Linked DNA regions of Mus musculus: regions 2, 3 and 4 are each linked to region 1. The links are chromatin loops, found by intact Hi-C in ENCODE. Cell type or tissue: heart. All regions are shown on one strand.

The links. Hi-C counts contacts between places; a loop is a spot of excess contacts. Peaks named below come from ENCODE experiments on the same cell type or tissue, not always from the same donor. Only the 100,000 strongest peaks of a DNase experiment are listed, where the experiment ranks them.
Region 2: it touches region 1 in a loop (3-fold over the local background); 3 of 42 quality-filtered maps call a loop at or near these places.
Region 3: it touches region 1 in a loop (8-fold over the local background); 15 of 42 quality-filtered maps call a loop at or near these places.
Region 4: a loop joins it to region 1, with 6 times the contacts of the local background. A loop is called at or near these places in 15 of 42 quality-filtered maps.

The regions. Positions count from the first base shown.
Region 1 is chr16:86,417,108-86,422,107 of GRCm38, reverse strand. No RefSeq gene overlaps it. Among named protein-coding and RNA genes, the nearest start is that of Gm32357, 180 kb to the right of the region's middle. In heart, a CTCF peak has its summit at 2,460 (motif pointing right); no DNase peak of the experiment used is centred here.
Region 2 is chr16:85,897,272-85,902,271 of GRCm38, reverse strand. It overlaps Adamts5 (a disintegrin-like and metallopeptidase (reprolysin type) with thrombospondin type 1 motif, 5 (aggrecanase-2)), which reads left to right and starts at 1,147. Exons shown (of 8, transcript NM_011782.2): 1 at 1,147-3,108. The coding sequence starts at 2,005. It overlaps Gm46558 (a long non-coding RNA gene), which reads right to left and starts at 2,472. Exons shown (of 3, transcript XR_001781962.2): 1 at 2,275-2,472; 2 at 1-1,441. In heart, CTCF peaks have their summits at 1,349, 2,010 and 2,818; DNase peaks (open chromatin) are centred at 571, 1,151, 2,721, 3,771 and 1 weaker place; H3K4me3 peaks cover 2,887 bases; H3K27ac peaks cover 2,311 bases; H3K27me3 peaks cover 328 bases.
Region 3 is chr16:86,642,633-86,647,632 of GRCm38, reverse strand. No RefSeq gene overlaps it. Among named protein-coding and RNA genes, the nearest start is that of Gm32461, 160 kb to the left of the region's middle. In heart, a CTCF peak has its summit at 2,606; no DNase peak of the experiment used is centred here; H3K27ac peaks cover 564 bases.
Region 4 is chr16:86,880,222-86,885,221 of GRCm38, reverse strand. No RefSeq gene overlaps it. Among named protein-coding and RNA genes, the nearest start is that of Gm32624, 66 kb to the right of the region's middle. In heart, CTCF peaks have their summits at 2,507 (motif pointing right) and 3,440; a DNase peak (open chromatin) is centred at 1,191; H3K27ac peaks cover 378 bases.

The DNA of each region.
Region 1 (5,000 bases):
GGTTACCGCTCTACCAACCCCTCATCCCACATTTGACCTTCTCCCTCCCCTTTGCCTATATGAGAGTGCTCCCCCACCAACCCATACTCTTCTGCCCCACTGTTCCAGCATCACCCTACTCTGGGGGATCAAACCTCACCTGGACCAATGGCAACCGCTCTCATTGCTGTCAGGCAAGGCCATCCTCTGCTACAAGTATATATGGAGCCATGGATCCCACCAGGTACACTTATTGATTGGTAGTCTAGTCTCTGGGAGAACTGGGTGGTCATGCCAGCCTATGCTGTTCTTCCAATTGGTTTGCAACCCCCATCCACTCTTCCAGTCCTCTGCCAGCTCCCTCACCAGGTTACCTGAGCTCAGCCTGATGGTTGGCTACAAGCAACCAGATCTGCCTTGGTCAGTTGCTGGCAGGACCTTCCAAGGAACCATTTCCAGTAAATTGGCACGACCCCTGGTCCACAGATGGGGCCACCCATCTCAAATTTTTTGTTTGTTTGTTTGTTTGTTTGTTTGTTTTTGAGACAGGGTTTCTCTGTGCAGCCCTGGCTGTCCTGGAACTCACTCTGTAGACCAGGCTGGCCTCTCACTCTGAAATCTGCCTGCCTCTACCTCCCGAGTGCTAGGATTAAAGGCATGTGCCACCATGCCTGCTCCATCTCAAATTTTTTAAGCAGGAAATGTTCCCATCCAAAAGAAGAACAGGGACAAAAAAAAAAAAAAAAAAAAAAGGAATAGAGACTGGAAGAAGGACCAACCATGGAATGCCCACCTGGGGATCCATCATGTTTGCAGACACCAAATCCAAAACTGTTGCGGTGGTTAAGAGAAAACATTGTTTTACATGTTGTTTCCTTTTCTGAGAATGATTGGATATCAATTTTACTAAAAAAGAATGAGTATGAATATGAAGTTTTTCTATGTAGACAATAGTGAAGAGACAGTTTTGTTATACTCTTCTCTGATTATACTACTTGATGTTAGTGGCAGTATTCTGTCATTTTCAAAGGGAGCAAGTGGTAATATCCTTGAGCAAATGAATGTGTTTCATTTTGATCATCTTACCAGGGTTTTTAGTCAAGCTCCTAAAAGTTCAAACATCAAAATTCTTTCTTTCAAATGCTTGTTCTGTGACAAGGAAGTTCATAGGAAGTTCATAGCTTATTAAGTGCTTTGGAGCAGACCTTTAAAAACCTTTATCATTTCCAAATGACATCATAACCAAGGCTCTGTTTTAAAATAATTATAATGTTTGTTAATTCATTTTGTCACACAAGTACAGAACTTAAGTTGTGTCATAGACGTTCCATTGATGTGAAGAGATAATATGACTATGGCAACTCTTTTAAAGAAAAAAACATTTAAGTGGTGATGGCTTAAAGTTTCAGAGGTTTAGACCATTATCAGCACAGTCAGAAGGATGGCAACATCGGGCAGACATGGGGCTGGAGAAGGAGTTGAGAGTTCTACATCTTTATCTGCAGGCAGCAGCAGGGGACTGTCTGCCCCATTGGGCATAGCTTGAGCATAGGAAACCTCGAAGCTTACCCTCACAGTGAACATACTTCCTCCAGCAACCATAGGCCATACTCCTAATAGTGGCACTCCCTATGGGCCAAGCATTTAAACAAATGAGTCTCTGAGAGTTGTACCTAGTCTGACCAGCACACATATCTCAGCAAACAGTGTAAACATGACTCACATTAATATTATTAAGTTAAAGCACAAAAGACATCGTGTTACTCAGAACCACAGATCATGGATTAGATTGAGATAGAATGTCAGTTGCCATATGCATTTTGAAAACATAAAAGAAATGGTGAACACCTTGTTGACCATCGGTTTAAGGATTTGATATGAGGCCATGCATTAGTAATTCTGCTTAAGTGAAAAAAAAAAAAAGTATAGTAAGTGTGATCATAAAAATAAAAGTATTTTTAAATTCAAAATTTATGAAAATGGAAGGTCTTTAGATTTTCATAGCAAAACAGTATATGATATATAATTAATTATATGAATAAATATATTTACAACAACAACCAACAAAGAAATGTAGTGTTTTCTCTTAAAAAAATCCCAGTACTCAGGTTCTATAGGACGAAACCTCTGTGTTTTCATTTTCTTTTCTTTTGTTATTAGATATTTTCTTTAGTTCCTTATAACCTCCCTTTATTTCCCTATATTCCCCCCTCTCTGCTCCCCTACCCACCCACTCCCACTTCTTGGCCCTGGCGTTCCCCTGTACTGGGGCATATAAAGTTTGCAAGACCAAGGGGCCTCTCTTCCCAATGATGGCCGACTAGGCCATCTTCTCCTACATATGCAGCTAGAGACAGGAGCTCTGGGGGTACTGGTTAGTTCATATTGTTGTTCCACCTATAGGGTTGCTAAAGCAGTGCTTCAAGAAAGCACCTCTCCGTCTTCTATCCTGGTATGTTGTTGACAAGGTGGCCACCAGGGGGAAACCTTGGACTATAAACGTCCATGAGTCCTTAACTTAAAATCACAGCACAATTTATTACAAATTAAATATCTAACACGTCATTTCAAACCTCGTTCAAACATTTGAGATATGATTTGAACAGAGTTTAAGTTCTGTATGAAAAATACTTTTTCTTGATTTCACAGTAATCCCATATTAATACAAATCAACGAATAACTGCACGTGTGCGCATTTGTTAGTATGAATGTGCAAAGCTATGTGTGGGTGCATGCAGCTATGTAGGAGTGTCCATGAGCTTCTGAGCTTTAGGGGGCCAGGTGAAAACATTAGACATCTTCTCAATGTCTCTCTATCCAATTTTTTAGACAGGGCTTCTCACTGAACCTGAGGTTTGTCAATTCAGCTTGACAGATTGGCTAGGAAGCCACGGACATTTGGTTGTCTACACAACCTACGTTCTGTGCTTAAAGGGATATTTTCTGCATTAAATTAATGTTCCTTTTTATACTCAGATGTTATATAGTGGAGAAAGATGATCTATGTTTATACTAACAGGTTAATTTCACACCAAATTTCTCCACTATTTCAGAGGTTCTGCAGCAAGGTGAATCACACGTTGGAACCTATGCCTCACACATTTTCTTGCATTAATCATCTAATTCCTTCCGTGGCTTCAAGTCAAATTGCACTAGGTAACAACTTCCCATAAGAAGACATTTGGGGCATGTCTCTTTGCTATGACTAAGACTATGAAAACTCAGCATGTTCCCATGATCTAATACATCCTTATTTGGTACCTTAACAACACTTTAAAGGAATCCTTTTCCATGTTTCTCACAAGGTAAAGGAAACTATGATGCCTAGAATACTTACTTCTGCAGTGCACAGAGGGATGGCTACAGAAGATGACTCAGGTGTTGGAAACTGCAGCTGAACTTTCAAGTGATGCTTGCAATGGTAGGGAGTAGGCCTAGTTCCAGTGTAAACCAATTCGAATCAAAACATTCTAAAACCAAGATATGTTCTCTTGAGTACAATTAGGCATAACTGCTTATATAAGAAGGGTTTGTCTGTAAAAAATTTTTTTTTTTTTTGCTTTGTTTAATGGTCGCTGTTCTCAGGCCTTGAAAGTGAGGTTAGCATAAGATGTAACATTCAAGTAGTTCCAAAATCTCAAGCCAGTTAGCAAGAGACAAGATGGAGTTTGACCACTTACCTTTCCCCACTAAGATCAGGAGTGAACTTGGGCACTGAACCACAGATCATGGTTCTAGTGCATTGCCAACTGCCATTTCAATGGTAAATAGGGAAGCTACAAGGACTTCAGGGCCCATTGCCCACTGCTAATAACGGTCAGCATGCTGTAACAATCTCTTGGACCACAGTATATTGAGGCAGGGCAGTCATACTTAAAAAACAAAACAAAACAAATGAACAGAAAGCTCAGCATTTCTTCAAAGTAGGAAACATAGAGATTGCATGAGTCCAGAAGACTCATCCCAAGATATATAGCCAAAGTCCATAAGCATACAACCCCACAGGAACTTTATGTGTGTGCCTGTAATTTCATGTATGTGAGATGGATAAAGTATTTCTAGGGAAGCTGCTTTTATCTACCAATAAATAATAAAATCCTTTATGTTTATAAGATAGAATATTTTGCAGCATTAAAAGTAAATGAATAGTAATTCATACTATGTCCTAGATAAGTCTTGAGAAACTTTCACTTTAAAGAATCCATTCAAATTACTTTTAGTGTCTTCTACTTTTGTATAAAATCTCCAGAAGAGGGAAATCCTAGAGATGGGGATGGATTAAGGTTGCCTCTGGCTTGAAAGAAGGAAAGGGGGAAGGGCAGTGGGGAGTTTCTTTTGAAGGTGAAAAAAAATTACTCAGAAACTAGATAATGGTAATGTCTGTAGTCTGCCCACACAAAGGTAGTCATGATGAATTATACACATTAAACATAGGAATGGCTTTGTGTATTACAATACCCCTATACAATTATTTCTAAAAGGGAAGTCTGAGCTGGTTGTTTCTCACCTTTTCAAGCTCAGGGTTTAACCTAAATACATGAATATTTACTATTAAACTTATTTTCCTCTTTATCACTGAAAATTGGTAGCTTTCTCTTTCCTTGCCCATTCTTATGTCTGTAGGGTTATCTGTTCTTTTCCTTCATATAGGAATATATATGAAGGAAATATAGTCCCTTTCCTTGCTATCTTCTGCCCTTTCCTCTTTCTCCCTGTTCCCTTTTGATGTGCTGAAAACTTATTTCTCTGACCACTCAGAACCTGTCCCTAGGCTTTTGTCACCTAGTAACCTGGAGTTGATATAGTTTTCCTTTTAGTTCATTATTTCTGCGTTCAAAACTTCTCTTTAATTCCGTGTAGAGAGGCTTTACTGTCACACTATCAGGTGTTGCTAATTCAGTACCCGTGATTCTGTGGCTAAGCACCATGTTTGAGCTTCCCAACAATGTGATTTATGGATTGCTGAAAGTCTTGCTTGTTCTGAATGCTCAGGACTTTCTTTCTACAAGAGTAGAAAGAAA
Region 2 (5,000 bases), 520 kb after region 1:
GAAAGTCACTAGGGTTTCCTTTCACCTTCTTAGAATTGATAATTAGAGGAAACAAAGGATGGAGGAACTGAGTAGCAGGGGCCATGCCACCTGCCTACTAATAACCACCAATCACCTCCCCTCAAGTATTCTTCCCTGGGATATGAGCTTTGAAAATGAGAGGGCTGACAGTGAGTGGCTGACTTATAAGAAGAGTAGCAAGTAAACAAACAAAGGAGTGTTTGCCAGAAAGTGTGAGCACAAATGTAAAAGTCTGGGGTGGGGGTGCAGATTCCCCTTCAAGAGTTAACTCTTTCCCACCCTGACATCCTACAGCTCAGAGTTCCAGTGGCTGGGATAAGTGACAGATTGTGGGCACTGACCAACTATGCCCTGGAAAAAAAGCTGGGAGTACCGCCATTTATACACAAAGCCAAGGACTTCCCAGGCCGCAGCCGGCCCTGTTGGGGTCACCGCAGTGCTGCATGCCCAGAGACGCGCCAGGAAGCACCGGTGGCTGCCTGGCTGCTCAGCTGATGGCCGGGAGAAGTTAGTCACCCCTAGCCCGAAGTCAGCAAGTGTTGGAACGTGAACAAGCTAGGAGATGAGGAGGCTGGAAATCAGCTACCGGGACCGACTGGAGAGAACCAGGGAAAAGAGAGAGGGACTTGGGGTTGCACAGGCGGCTGCCCTGACCAGTGAAGTTACCAGGTCTACAAGGCCAGAGCGCACTGGCCGGCAAAATGAAGCAAGAACTTCATATCCCGCTCAAGAACAGCAAGGGGAAGGAGGCAGAGAGAGACTTTAAAAACACACCAAAACACCCCTTCAGGAGATGAGGTAAGCCGAGGTTAGCCAACCCCGATTGGTTGTGAAATACCACACAGAACCGGAGTTGCTGTGGCTTTAAATGAGGCCAAGAGAATTTTCTTGTTTTCTGCCCAAATACTTTTTCTCTCTCAATCTCTTTCTCACCCTTACTCCCTCCTTTGTCCCTCCTTCCACCTTGCTAGGTTCTGGCCCCTTCCTCCTTCCCGGTCTGCCTTTCCTCGATCACCCTCCTCCTCTCGCTGCTCCCTCCCCCATCAGATTAGGCGCGGACCGGGAAGGGTGGGAGTGGTGGGGGAAGCTCTCCCTTTAAGAGGCAGCGTGCAGTGACGAATTGTTGAAATTGCCATTGCAGGATGGCACGCCGCTATAAATTCATTGTCCCACCTCCTCGCATCTTCACAGCGCCTGAGCCGCTCTCCGCGCCCGTAGCAGCCGACTGGGGATGATCCCGGGCGGGAGGACGCGGCAACGGAAGGGACCGGGACGCGCCGCCTCGCTGGCTCTCCGCAGGCCGCCTCCTAGCTTTTGATTTTAAACATTTTTAGGTGTTTCCTTTGCTTGCTTTCTTTCCTTTTCTTTTCTCCCGTCTCATTTCTCCCTGCCTTCGGGTTCCAGCGGAGCCGAGGAAGCCCTGAGAATAAGAAAGGAAGTGGGTCGGAGCTTGGAAGCTTTGCAGCCCGCCAGCCCCGGGCTTCGAGGGGGCGGGAGCGGACGCGCACCAGTTGCGGGCCAGCGCGGTCGCCCTTCTTACTCTCTTAGCTCGTTTGTTTTGATCTGTTTGTGCAAAGATCTTGTCTGCGTTGGGCCTCTCTCCTTTTTTGTATTTGGTTGCTCTCCACCTCTTGGCTTTTACTCCCACCAACACCACCCTTTATTTAATTTTTTTTCTTTTATTTTATTTAAAATTTTTCTTCCTCCGTCTCTTGGACCTCCATTCCAAACATTTTCCAAACCAACAAAGAAAAAGTTCTCACAGTGGCACCGGTGCCAGGCCAGGCTGGCTCTCTGCTGCGGATTCCCCCTACCCTTTCCTGGACACTTGACTCAACCTTGCACGCCAGTGTGTAGAGTGTGCGGCTGTGGGTGGGTGGGTGGGAGGGCGAGCCCCCCACCCCCGCCCCTGAAACTTCTATAGCAAATAGCAAGCATCCAGCTAGACTCAGTCGCGCAGCCCCTCCCGGCGGGCAGCGCACTATGCGGCTCGAGTGGGCGCCCTTGTTGCTGCTACTGCTGCTGCTGAGCGCGTCCTGCCTGTCCCTGGCCGCTGACAGCCCCGCCGCGGCACCTGCCCAGGATAAAACCAGGCAGCCTCAGGCTGCAGCAGCGGCCGCCGAGCCGGACCAGCCGCAGGGGGAGGAAACACGGGAGCGAGGCCATTTACAACCCTTGGCCGGGCAGCGCAGGAGCGGCGGGCTGGTCCAGAATATAGACCAACTCTACTCTGGCGGTGGCAAAGTGGGCTACCTTGTCTACGCGGGCGGCCGGAGGTTCCTGCTGGACCTGGAGAGAGATGACACAGTGGGTGCTGCTGGTAGCATCGTTACTGCAGGAGGAGGGCTGAGCGCATCCTCTGGCCACCGGGGTCACTGTTTCTACAGAGGCACCGTGGACGGCAGCCCTCGATCCCTAGCTGTCTTTGACCTCTGCGGGGGTCTCGATGGCTTCTTTGCAGTCAAGCATGCGCGCTACACTCTAAAGCCACTCCTGCGTGGGTCCTGGGCAGAGTATGAACGAATTTATGGGGATGGATCTTCCCGCATCCTGCATGTCTACAACCGCGAGGGCTTTAGCTTCGAGGCCCTGCCGCCACGCGCCAGTTGCGAGACTCCTGCATCCCCATCTGGGCCCCAAGAGAGCCCCTCGGTGCACAGTAGATCTAGGAGACGCTCAGCGCTGGCCCCGCAGCTGCTGGACCACTCAGCTTTCTCGCCATCTGGGAACGCGGGACCTCAGACTTGGTGGAGGCGTAGGCGCCGTTCCATCTCCAGGGCCCGCCAGGTGGAGCTCCTCTTGGTGGCTGACTCGTCCATGGCCAGGATGTATGGGCGGGGCCTGCAGCATTACCTGCTGACCCTGGCCTCCATCGCCAACAGGCTGTACAGTCATGCAAGCATTGAGAACCACATCCGCCTGGCGGTGGTGAAGGTGGTGGTGCTGACGGACAAGGACACGAGTCTGGAGGTGAGCAAGAATGCGGCCACGACCCTCAAGAACTTTTGCAAATGGCAGCACCAACATAACCAGCTAGGGGATGATCACGAAGAGCACTACGATGCAGCCATCCTGTTCACCCGAGAGGTAGGTACAGAAGGTGGGTGCCCAGCCCTGGGATACAAAGACTGGTGGAAGGGCAGGTCTTGCTAGTGGCTCTGCTTCTCCCATAAAGGACTTGTCACTCAATAGAGATTTACTTAAATGCATCTTGCATGCAAACCACTCAGCCCCCACTTACACTCAGGTGTTTCGGTGAGCCTCTGCAGTAATCTCTGCTTTAAGTGAGGCGACTTTATGAGATCAACACTCGCTAAGGCTGGACGCCAGTCAGACAGGACACTGTGGTGTATGGCCGCGATAAGGAGGTGTACAGTTACATGGCAAAAGGAGGAAAGTAAGACTGTCGTCTGAAATTGCATGTTTTCTACTTCCCAGTGAAGACGAAAGTACTACTTTGTCCTACTTAATGGGAAGGACTTGAAAGTTGGCAGTTGCTTTTATCTGATTGATGGCCTCCCTTGTAAATGTCCTTAAACGAACTCTTCTGCAACACTGGTCTTTTCCAAAGGACTGCTTTTTCTAATGTGGCTTCCAAATGGGCTTCTGACATATCCACCTTGGAATCTGAGTTCCTGAGAAGGAAGGAATGTGGGAGGGTCAAGGGGATGCGGAAGCCCAATCAGCAGTGAGGACAACCCCCCACCCCACCCCCCACCCCAGGCCCTCTACCAGCACATCTGAAGCACCACCCTCCCGCCCAACTGCCAAACAAGGGTCAAATCCAGTTGGAAGGTTTGGGGTTTGGATGAATGTGTTTCTGAAGTTCTGGGCAGAGCTTCAGGATGTGGGGAAGAACGTTTTCCAAGGACTTCCCCACGTTAAGGGTGATGGTTACCGAGAAGGAAAAGAGATGGATCATTATGAGCCCAGACATTCTGGGAGCAACACATCTATTTACACAGTTACCAGACCACCATGTCAGCGTGACGTTTCAGACCAAAAGTCCTGCTGATAGTTGTGAGCCTGAGCATTCAGAAAGCTGTCCCCATTACCATCCTTGTTGAATTTTGTCTTCCCAACTAGCCCCCTCCTAGTGTGTGTATGTCTGTGTCTGTGTGTGTGTGTGTTCTATCGATGATCACAGTTTCATTTTCTGCATGACTGCCGTGACTATGCATGGCATACCTAGAAGACACCATGCCTGCGTGTCATGGTCTTGCTCTCCACTTCTTTCCTCAGTTTGCCTTGGTAATACATCCACCATCCATGTTGAGCACTTCCCTGTCTTTCTTAATCTTAGCATCATGATGTGTTCTAAGTCTGATTTAAGCTTGGCTTATTGCCAAATTCAATTTCTCTGCCTGACTTGTGCCCTTTCAAATGCCTGTGAAGGACTAATGTTTAAGGATCATTCTAGGTGTGTGAAATCCATCCAGTATAACTTTTAAGTAACAACAAACTCTTTGACAGTGTACAGTTACAAACTGTAACCAAAGAGGAAGGATAGATAATTCAATGGCATACTCTAGGGGTTTCAGGGTGCTAAAACTTCCCTACCTAATTTTTCTATTTTTGTTAAGGTGCCCATGGTATGAAGAAAAGAGTGTTGATAAAGTCAAAGGAGAGAAACGTTTGCAGATCATGAGGTGGACATAATTGTAACCCACAAAGAAAGTTCTCAAAAGAAGTATCCAGGGAGAAGTAGGCATCACAGCTCTGGGTGCAATGAAAAAGCTTTCATCTCATTCAGAGATGGTCTGGAAGCCACCCTTTAATTCCTCTGCCCTGCACTAGCTTTTAAAATAATGGTGCAACAGGCATTTTGTAGGCTGCCCTGTAAAGTTCTTCTGTAAAACTAGCCCTTTTCTCACTTGATTTCCAAGTCTTTTTTTTTTTTTTTCATAAGCAACTTTCCACGTCTGGATTTCCTTGTGTTGCTATATAATGACTGCCTGCCAAGAAGGAGGCTTGGGAGA
Region 3 (5,000 bases), 230 kb before region 1:
ATTGAACTGAAGTCATCTGGAAGAGTAGCCAGAGTTCTTAACCACAAAGCCATCACTCCATCCCATCAGGGGAAAAAAAAAACCTGTCCTAAACCAGACAGCGCATGAAGGCTATGATTATTTCACCGTTTGAAATAAGGTTTAACCAAAGAGTTTACATGGAGTTAAAAAGTGACCAAGTATTTAAAATGAGTCAAACTGTGTGTGCTTTGTTCAGTTCAGGTCTGTTAAATATCAAGGGTGGACGTGCCAACCTTGCTTAAGATCAGCACTTAAATCGGTCAGCTATCTCATGCTGATAAATAACAGAGAGGCAGGCAGAGACTGCCTTTTAAAACTAAATAATCCCAAGAAGGCAAAAGTTGAGCCCTCCTGAATCGGATCCATGAACACCCATATGTGATTCCATCTGTTTGCCTGTCTATTCTTTTATGTTCAAACCTGCAGAAACACCAGATCCATTCCCATAAGTAATTTCAGTGACTAAAATATACATTATCGGGGTAAAAAAAAAAAAAAGCACCACACATGGAAGGCTAGGAGAGAGTCTATTTAAGTGGCAACCTCAAATGCCTTTACTATTTGTCTCTTTAGGGTGGAGAATCTTGGGTTAGGAACAAAGCCTGTTAGGCAGGGAGCTTAATAATCATCAACTTTCTCAAACCAAAGGACAAAACCACCACTGTAGTATTCTGATCTGTCAGCAGTCTCTCTTCTAGTTCATTCATCACGAGGTCCCTAGATTTAACAAGAACCCACTTCAAAGACCATGCATGGGAAACTCACCTCTTCAACAAAAGTCTTCTTTGAGCCTCTGCAGAGGGATTGCTTCTTTTACTCTTTATCCCAGAGGTGAATTTCATGTTTGCTGATACCATAATCTCTAGCAATAGACTTTGAAGTACTAAATAATTATTGTATATATGTTTCCCATTGCAAAGTTAACATGTTTCTAGTACTATCATAGTGTTGGTTTTTGTTTATAGTGAAAAAAACCCTGAATTTGAGAAACATAATGCATAATTTTGCTTATGTCACAGTAAAAAAGAATATTTAGGAATAACAGAACATTAAAAGATGGTGTTTAGGCATAGTGAGATGGTTCTTGCTGCCAAGACTGATAACTTGACTTTGATGCCAGGGGCTCACAGGGTGGGAAGAAGAGAGACCCAACTCAACAAGCTGTCCTCTGACCTCTTCGTGTGTGTTAAGGCATGTGCTCCACATACAATCACAAAGAAAATAAGGATAATAAATCACATGAACTTCCAAGCTCAGTTAGGGGACTGGAGAGATGGCTCAGAACTTATGAGCACTTAAACGCCTGCAGAGGACCCAGTTGGATTTGGTACCTAGCACCTATGCCAACTCTGACTCTAGAGGATCCAAGGTTCCCCTCTCCCCTCAAAGACTCCTGCAAACAGATAGTGTGTATATACATATATATATATATATATATATATATATATATATATATATATATATATATATATTCACTAGGTCACACATATTACATAAACAATGTTTTCAAAACTCTAGATAAAAACTCTGATGGAAAAATTCTAAAAAGTAGTGTTTATGATAATTTCCAGACTTCACAGAAAACACCTATGAGTGCTTTTCAGATTCTCTGCGGCATGTTGTGACGTATTTTCTCTGCTCTGGTTGTCACGTATTTTCTCTGTTGGCCTGCATCCATTTGTGAATACCCAGGGACAGTTTTTGATCTGAATACTTCTTTCTCTATTTCTAATTAGAATGACTCTTAATTTTACACATGCTAGGGTGGTTTTCATCACATGAAACTGAGGTAAATGACATTCTGTTTTATGGACGAAGGAACTAGAAGATGGTGTGATGGGCAGCCTCAGATCCCTCTGTAGGAACACAGGTTCAAGGGCAACAGCTTGTTTCCAGTCACTCATTCTCTGGGACCTTGTCTTTGACTGTTGGACTTCAGGTCCTTGCCTGCTTCTCCCAGCTCTGGTGTGCCAATCACTTGGACACAAGCATGTCATGTGCCACTTTGTATTGTCAGTCATGTAAGCTGACTCAAAGTTACTGGAAGCTCTTTCCAAATCTTATATCAGAGGATGAAAAACAAAGGGCATGCTTATGACTCAAAATCTAGAAATTGCTTGTTTATAACATTTTAGAAAGATCAAAACAGATGTACATAACACTTTTTTAAAAATCTAAAACAATAAAGCCAGTGATGTTATTGTGTGCATGCAGGTTATATAAAGCTTCTTTGTAGCCACAGAGGGTTTGTTGTGGCACAGAGTCGAAGAAACAGAACCAAAAGGATTTGTTCATTTTTGCATGTGATAATGATTACCAGAGTCACAGCCATCAGAAGTGAGTACTAACTACAGGCAAATAAAGTTTCACAAGCCCCAGTGAGCAGCGATTGCTTAACACAAAGACAGATTGCTGTGCTCTGACACATGGAGTGAGAAATATAAATGATCAAGAGTTCCCTCTTTCCAGACTTCAGAAGTGAGAGAGCTGTGTGTCACTCTTCCTTTTATGTTGAGACTGAGGACTCTCAACTAACATGGACTTTCTGGCACAAGATCATTTCCGTAAATATTCCAACTCCAACCACTAGATGTCATGCAGAGATCATAAAGTAAACCATCTTGGCTGCTTATTACATTAATCATGACCAGTTCTGTAACTTCAACATTTAAGGTAGTCTGGGGAAATGTCTGGTTGCTATTAAAGGTGCAGAACAGTAATGCTTTGTCTCATGTTATATTTGATGTTTGCAAACACTTTTGGCAAATATAAAAGACTCATCTTCAAGGTTACAAAAAGCTATTTCAAAAACATGAAAAATGCAGATTCTGGAGTTAAAACAATCTGAAAGTTTTCCAAATATAGAAATGTAGTATTATATGGTAAGAAACGGAATTCAAACAACTAGAATGAAGGTGTCCTAGAATTATTTTTAAAGATTTGGACCCAGGAAGCATTTGGATGAAAAATTGTGTTGGCCATGTGCTAAATGAGTAAATCTGGTATAACACTTAAGTTCTCTGAGTTAACTGTGAACAACTAAAATGGAGTGATTGTGAAAATTCAGTGAAGCACTGGACATAGGTCATTTGGAAGAGTTCTTGACATATTGTAGGTGTTCAGCCAATCATATTAATTGCTTCAATTATGCTTCCATCATGATGAAACTGCTGTATGACATAGTTATGGAAGTAGATTAGAAAACAGAATTTAGCAATGGAATGTGAACTTATAAACAAAATGAAATGTAAGGTTAGTCCTAAAAGATTGCTAGTTCTTCAGGAAGAAAGAAAATGAGACTCTAGACAAGGAGGATCTTTGAACATAACTTCAAAGGATAAAAAGGAAGTTTGACTCACTTGTTATGTGTTAGGAAGTGTTTGTTAAGCTGTGCTGCATACCAGATTCATCTAACCATATAGGGTATATTGCTTTTTAATATTACGTTGTAATTAGCTTACCAAGGGTCAGGTTTTCTTGTGGCTTTTTCTTGAGTCCAAAGTTTTGAAGCCATAGTTTACTATTGAAACTATAAGTTTATAAGTTTTGCATGGGGAAGCCCCAGAGAACCTCAGGACAATACCAGCAATGGCTACTGTTGTGGCTGATCACTGGAAACACATACTAACACCCTCTTGTTCTAGACATCACGTGCATTTGTCATAGGATATAGAGAACACAGGCTGGATCTGAGCTGGAAATTTCTTCCTCTTTGGCTAGCCCATCATAGTACCAAAGGATGCTATAAAGGCAGCTGGGGAAATTTCTATCTAAGCTAAAGAGCTTATAGTCTATAGTAGAAAAAACAAAACAAAACAAAACAAAACTGCTGTTGTTTTTGTGCTAAGTGGACATGATTTTCCCCTCCAAATATCATTCTAAATAATTATGTTTATTCCCAGAGATTAGTGCTGCCATCATCTTTGGATAAGGTGATGTATTTTCAGTGGGTAATGATTAGCAGCAAAGACCCATAACTGGCCAGAGTGCTGAAAATAAATGATGGTTAAAGGATTATTCATAACTGGGATGTCTATACCCACTCAGAGGCCCAATGAACATTGTGTAAGAGAGAAAGACTATACAGTAAAGACTATAAGAAGATGGATTTTATGCCATACTGGGTTTTATGCACAACAACTTTGTATTAACAAAACAATTTTGTGTGATCAAAATGTATTGCATACATTTGTGGAATTTACAATAAAATTGTAAACAAATAATATATTTTAATAAAATACAAGGAGAGAAGGCATGACTCTACTAACATTATGGTAGCGGATATAGTATTAAAACAACTATTAATGACCTATCATTATAATAGTAGATTAAGGCATTATTGAATCAACAATGGAGAAACTCCTAATTCTAGTAGAAGAAAATCAAGACAGAGACCCACAATGGTCAAAGTACAGAAGAAAAGAGAATTCAGAATGTCCATCTGTAAAGAGAACATATATCCATTACCTCTTCCAAAGGCTCAAGGCAACAGAGGATCTATTGGTAATTCTTAGTTGCTGGGAAAGGTTAGGCCAGTTTTCTCTATAAGTATAACCCACTGACAAATTGACCACTCTCCAATGGAAGACCGAACATCCAAGAATTTTCGGGTATCAAGTTGGCCTTGATGGTAAACAAGGAGGTGCCAAATAAGGTGGAAAGGGAGGGGGAATCATTTGGGGGAAAATAGTTATGATCACAACACATTGAATGAAGGAAGCTCTCGAAGTTTAACCAATGTGAAGTAAGGTCCCTGGTGGATTCCAAGCTCATCGATTGAAGGGGTGTTTTGCTGTATGGATGATATAAGTTCATAGAGTTCATTCTAAGAAAATTGGCATTTTTTTCTCCATGCAATAGTGATCTGGAAGGGCTACATCTTTAGAAACGTCATGTAGTTAGATACATATTTTTATCAAAGTTCCTTTGCTTTTCTTGTTCAGGTTGTATTTGAAAAGTTGATCATTCTTGAGGAGCTA
Region 4 (5,000 bases), 460 kb before region 1:
GCATCTTTATTGTTGTTCTCACTGAAAACACACAAATAACATTTTGGTAAATTTGAAATAATACATCTGGGTACAGTTTAGAATAAATTTGTAATCTTTTTGAAAGTTTGATTTCTGATTTTAGATCATTTTTCCCCCTACATTCCAAATGTCTGTCTAGTAGGACGAACATCAACAATTCAAAGTATCCCTTCAAACTCCTCATTTTGAATACTGCAGGCAGGCTGACGTTACCAAGAAGAGACTTAACTCACAGTGCTCGACGTGCCAACACACACGTCTAATGTAAGCTGGGCATTGGTAGAGGAATTTATGGGTTTGCATCAGGAGTGTGCTCAACAGTAGAAGCCATATTTGAAACCAGGCAAAAGACTCAAGGGTCTAGTGAATGCATTCAAATCAACCCAATCTGCCAGGAGCCATCCTCATTTTTTGAGTGTGATGACCTTGGTGACCCTTGAGCCTCCCTCTTAATCTCATTGCGTGTTTCAGCAGTACACTGTGGTCTAACTTTCCACAAAACAGTCCTGTTAACAAATTCAATTTTATCCAAGGTTAACAACCATGGCAAGCCATGATAACATATAATATGCATAATGGATAGGAAAATACCCAGATGCTGCTGGTCATTTTCAGCAGTCAGAATTAGCCTCAGGAGTACTATTTTATAACCACTACAGTTTCCACTGGTATGGATTTCAAAATCGTTTTCTATTTTATATATTTACATTTTCATTACCATAATTCTATTATGGTATTTGTAGATAAGAAAGTATTTTTATATGAGAAATTTTGTGTTTAAAATTTCTAAAGGGATATCTAACATTTCTAAATTCTCTTCTCAAAGGTTATGAAGCAATGCAGTTAATTTCGCTGTCAATAATATAAAGCAAGACTGCGTTTATAAAGCTTTAAAAGTCATGGGATTCACTGTCATCTTCTGAGCACTGAGGGAAATTTACCGATTTCTCAGAGAAGGGTGGACTTGGCTGGGTAATGTGCTGGCAATGTCCACAAGAAAAACTCTGTATGCTTTAGTCTGTTATTGTGATTTCTAAGCAAATCTGGTGTTGCCGCTGGTGGTGCTTTGTTTTCATTGGTCAAGAACCATGAAGTGGAAGGAAGTATGGCTTTCCAAAGTTATATCAGTTCCTACAGCTCTTCCTCTCAGACGGGAATATCAGATGGGCAAGACTAGAACAATGCAGCCTAACGTCCATGCCAGCTCTGCCTGTTAGCCTCCTCTCTGGCAAGGACTTGCACAGGTACAGGGGTCCTGACGTCAGACATGTTTGCTAAGGGAAGGATCGATGGGTCACAGTCAGCCTGGAAACCCGTGCATGTTATTTTAGCTGAGGCTCCCATTAGCAGTTCATCTTTGTATAGATGTGCTGGCAAAGCCTGTCTTATAGGAGGCTGACTATAGGATCAAAGTCTAAAAACAAGAGTAGATTGATTTCAGATAAAAGAAATGATGATAACAGAGACCCAATTCTCCATCTGCAGATGATCAGCTTGCAGCCAGGCAGAAGCATCCATCAGTGGGCGGTGCCTGGCCTGAAAACCAGCCTATCACTGCCTATGATTTCAAATGCAAAGCCAAGACCAGTTCTCAGCCAAAAGATTACTTCAGATTCCTTCAGTCACAGAAGTTACGGGATGACTGGACATACTCCCATAATACCTGGTGTTGCTTCTATAGCTGAGATAATTTTGTAGATTCAGTTCTGGGTGATGAAGTAGTGTGATACTTGGTCTCTCCACTGAGATTCAGGACACATTTATTTCTCCAGAGTGAGGAATTCTCTTTGATGTACTTGGCGTTTTGAGGATGCTGAAAGTTCATGCTGGGTTGGCAGATTAGCACTGGGTCACTCCTGTGCTCTTTCTAATATTCATGATTGTTCTTACATTGCGTAGATTTTGAGAATAGCTAAGTACTAAGGTCATCTTTTGGATATTTATGTACAATAGTGAAATCCTCTCAGCAACTTGGCCTGATATTTAACAGTCATAATGCTGAGAATTCTTTTGATGTAATGTAATGAATTAAAGGATTTTGAAAGTGTTGATGGCTTTAAGATTTTTTTTCTAAATTCAAGCACCCCAAGTTTTGAAGCATTGACTGACTATATTGGATTAATACACTAAGACTTAGAGAAAAATGTTATGGCTCTAACATTTGAAAATTCCATGTAGTTTCTAGTGATAAAGTGTTATTCTCTTGCCTTCATCTGTTGCTTTCTCTGACTTCCAATTTTTGCTCGAAACTTTAAAAGTATCATCTCAGAGTAAAAGTCCGAGGGGAGCAGGTTAAGTCATGCACACCCTGGCAGCTTCAAGAATGTCATGCGTTCTGGGTTTAACAGCTGCTTCGTGAGACCCACAGCCTAAAGTTCTCCCTCCTACATTCTACTGCAAAAGCCTGAAGGCTAGTTTCAGAACATTTCTGAATTCCTCACTCCAACTAGCATGCTACAGAAACTGAGGGACTCTTTTCGGACACAAGATGGCAGTAGCACACCGTTCACATTGATCATTTCCTCAGAGGGATTGTAGTCACACAAATCAGTTATTTTGTGGTAAGTTAAAAGTCCCCCTGAAAGAGGAGGGAAAAGGCCCTTTAAGATTATGACTAGTACCGTAACCACCTTTTCCCTACAACCCCAACTGTCATATCTATACATTTCTGATGTAGTCCTTCAATGACTTTCAAGAACAGAATGAAATACAAAAAGTTCAGGAGTCTCCGTATCAAGGAAAGAAATGCCTAAGAAAGCAAGGTCAACCATTATGAAGATGCCCTGCATCAATAGCCTTGAGACTACATACTGTGTTCTCACAATAAAGTAGGTTTGAGAGGCTATTTATTGATGTTCAACTTGATTTACAACAATCCTTTGTTATCATTGGGTTTTTGTATTATTTTCTTTTCTTTTATGGAATTTTGGAGTTTTGCTTTTTCTAGTTTTCTGAGTTCAAAACACACCACACCACACACACACACACACACACACACACACACACACACACAAGTTGTTCACCACTTACACAAAAGAAGTATTTAAAATATAAGCTTGTTTTTCTTTGTTTATATTTCATTAAAAAAGTATACAATATGTATACTTTCATGTATCAATTAGTCATTCAGTTAAGAATATGTAAGAAAACATTTTTTTTTTTACAGAATCACATATGGTTTCAATTAAAGTTTTGTTATTTGTCTTTCAAAATCTTAGTAAAAATAATGAGAATTGAATCCGTACTCTGGCATAAGAATATATTGAGTTACAAATATCTGTGATAGGTTCATGAAAACTTGGAAACAATAATACAGGCAGAGGAGTCCAGGATGATTCTAGAATTCTGATTCAGAATTAAGACTTCCCTGTTGGCAGAAAATTTCCCGTGGTTTCCCAGAAGCACAAAACTGCCTTGACAGTACGGAACGCAAGGTGGCAGAATGACTTTTCAAAACCTTTTAACTCAGGGTGCTCAAAATTTAGAAAAGTTACTAAAAAGTAGCTAGCATGTACTAATAAGAATTGGGGAAATCCTACATGTTCTCTAAATTTTACGACAATTTCAAGTGTTAGGAAGCAAAGAATGCATATTAAGAAAACCCTACTATGCCAGTTTTTACCACAATTAAAAAATATAGAAGTTTTAGTGACTATTTTTATTGTTACTATATATTTTATAAATTACTAATCGTCTTTTAATGAACCTGTCTTGTGATTTAGCAGTGAATCTGCTTGTTAAGAAAAGTTTTGAAATTGCTTTAACATTTAAATTTCTAACAGACATCATTTGGAGCACTACTTCATTTGAGCTTTTATGTGAAGGCTAAACTATGTTAACATCAGCTTTCCTAAAATAAAATAAATATCTATAATAAAACATAGTACCTATGGCCAGGGGAAAATATCATTGTGAAGGCTGAATACTAACATTGACAGTATATAAAAATATGTAAGCTGAGGTCCGTTTTCATTATTTTTGTAAGCACGACACAAGAATGTTTACCTAAGTTTATCTGAAAGTGTTAGGGTAATAAAAGTTTTTATGAAGCCCTGCCACATATAAAATATTTACTTGTTTGAAATTGTAAAGCTTGTCAGAAAAGGTATCTAGAGACTAGTAAAACTTGGAAAAAAATAACTCGTGCTGTTGAATGGCTGTAAACAACTGTCATTCATCTTCCATTGTGAATACTTACAAAAAGACAAATATCCAGTAGCTGACCAAAAGACTTCGATACTATTAACATGACTACTGCATTTCTGACAAAGTATCTGACAAAATCTCCAGAGCCAGTCACAAGAAACCTCCTTTCAAGATATTTGTGGGATAGTCCAGGTGACTCCCAAAATAATGGAGGCAGTTGGTGTTGCCCTGGGATGCATCCCAGAGGTTGAAGTTACAGAAGGCAGCATCCCTAGGCTATGGGACCCAGATGCTTCTAACTGCATGTAACCTGATGTCCTTCTTCCTGTGGATGAGTTTCCTTAGCATAAGAAAGTCCTATGCAACTTACCAAGGGAGGGAAGGAATTAGTAGCCCTATCCAGCTCTGATACCTATGAACCATAAACTGAACCACCATGTCAAGCTATCCCTAAAGATACAGCATTGGCACGCATGTCTTGGTGGTAACCAACTTCTGTTAAGTTAGATTTAGAATATATAGTGCCTGGTACCGAAAATCTAGGGAACTATCCAGGTCATGGATCCTGGAAGAAAGCCTACTGCTACCATATTACTAGCCAGGTATAATTTCTAACTTTTTTTCTAAAGCCTATCCTTATGCCCACAAATATCTGTAGCTCTCATCCTCCCTGTGAGAGACAGTTCTGCAGTAGATGGAGACCATTATAGAAAGACACACCTAGTCATCATGCCATGACATCATGTCATCAACAGATCATTAGGAGACAAGTGCCAAACAGATACATTTACAATATCGCCCCTGAAGCCGAAGCACAGGGAACATCACAGAAG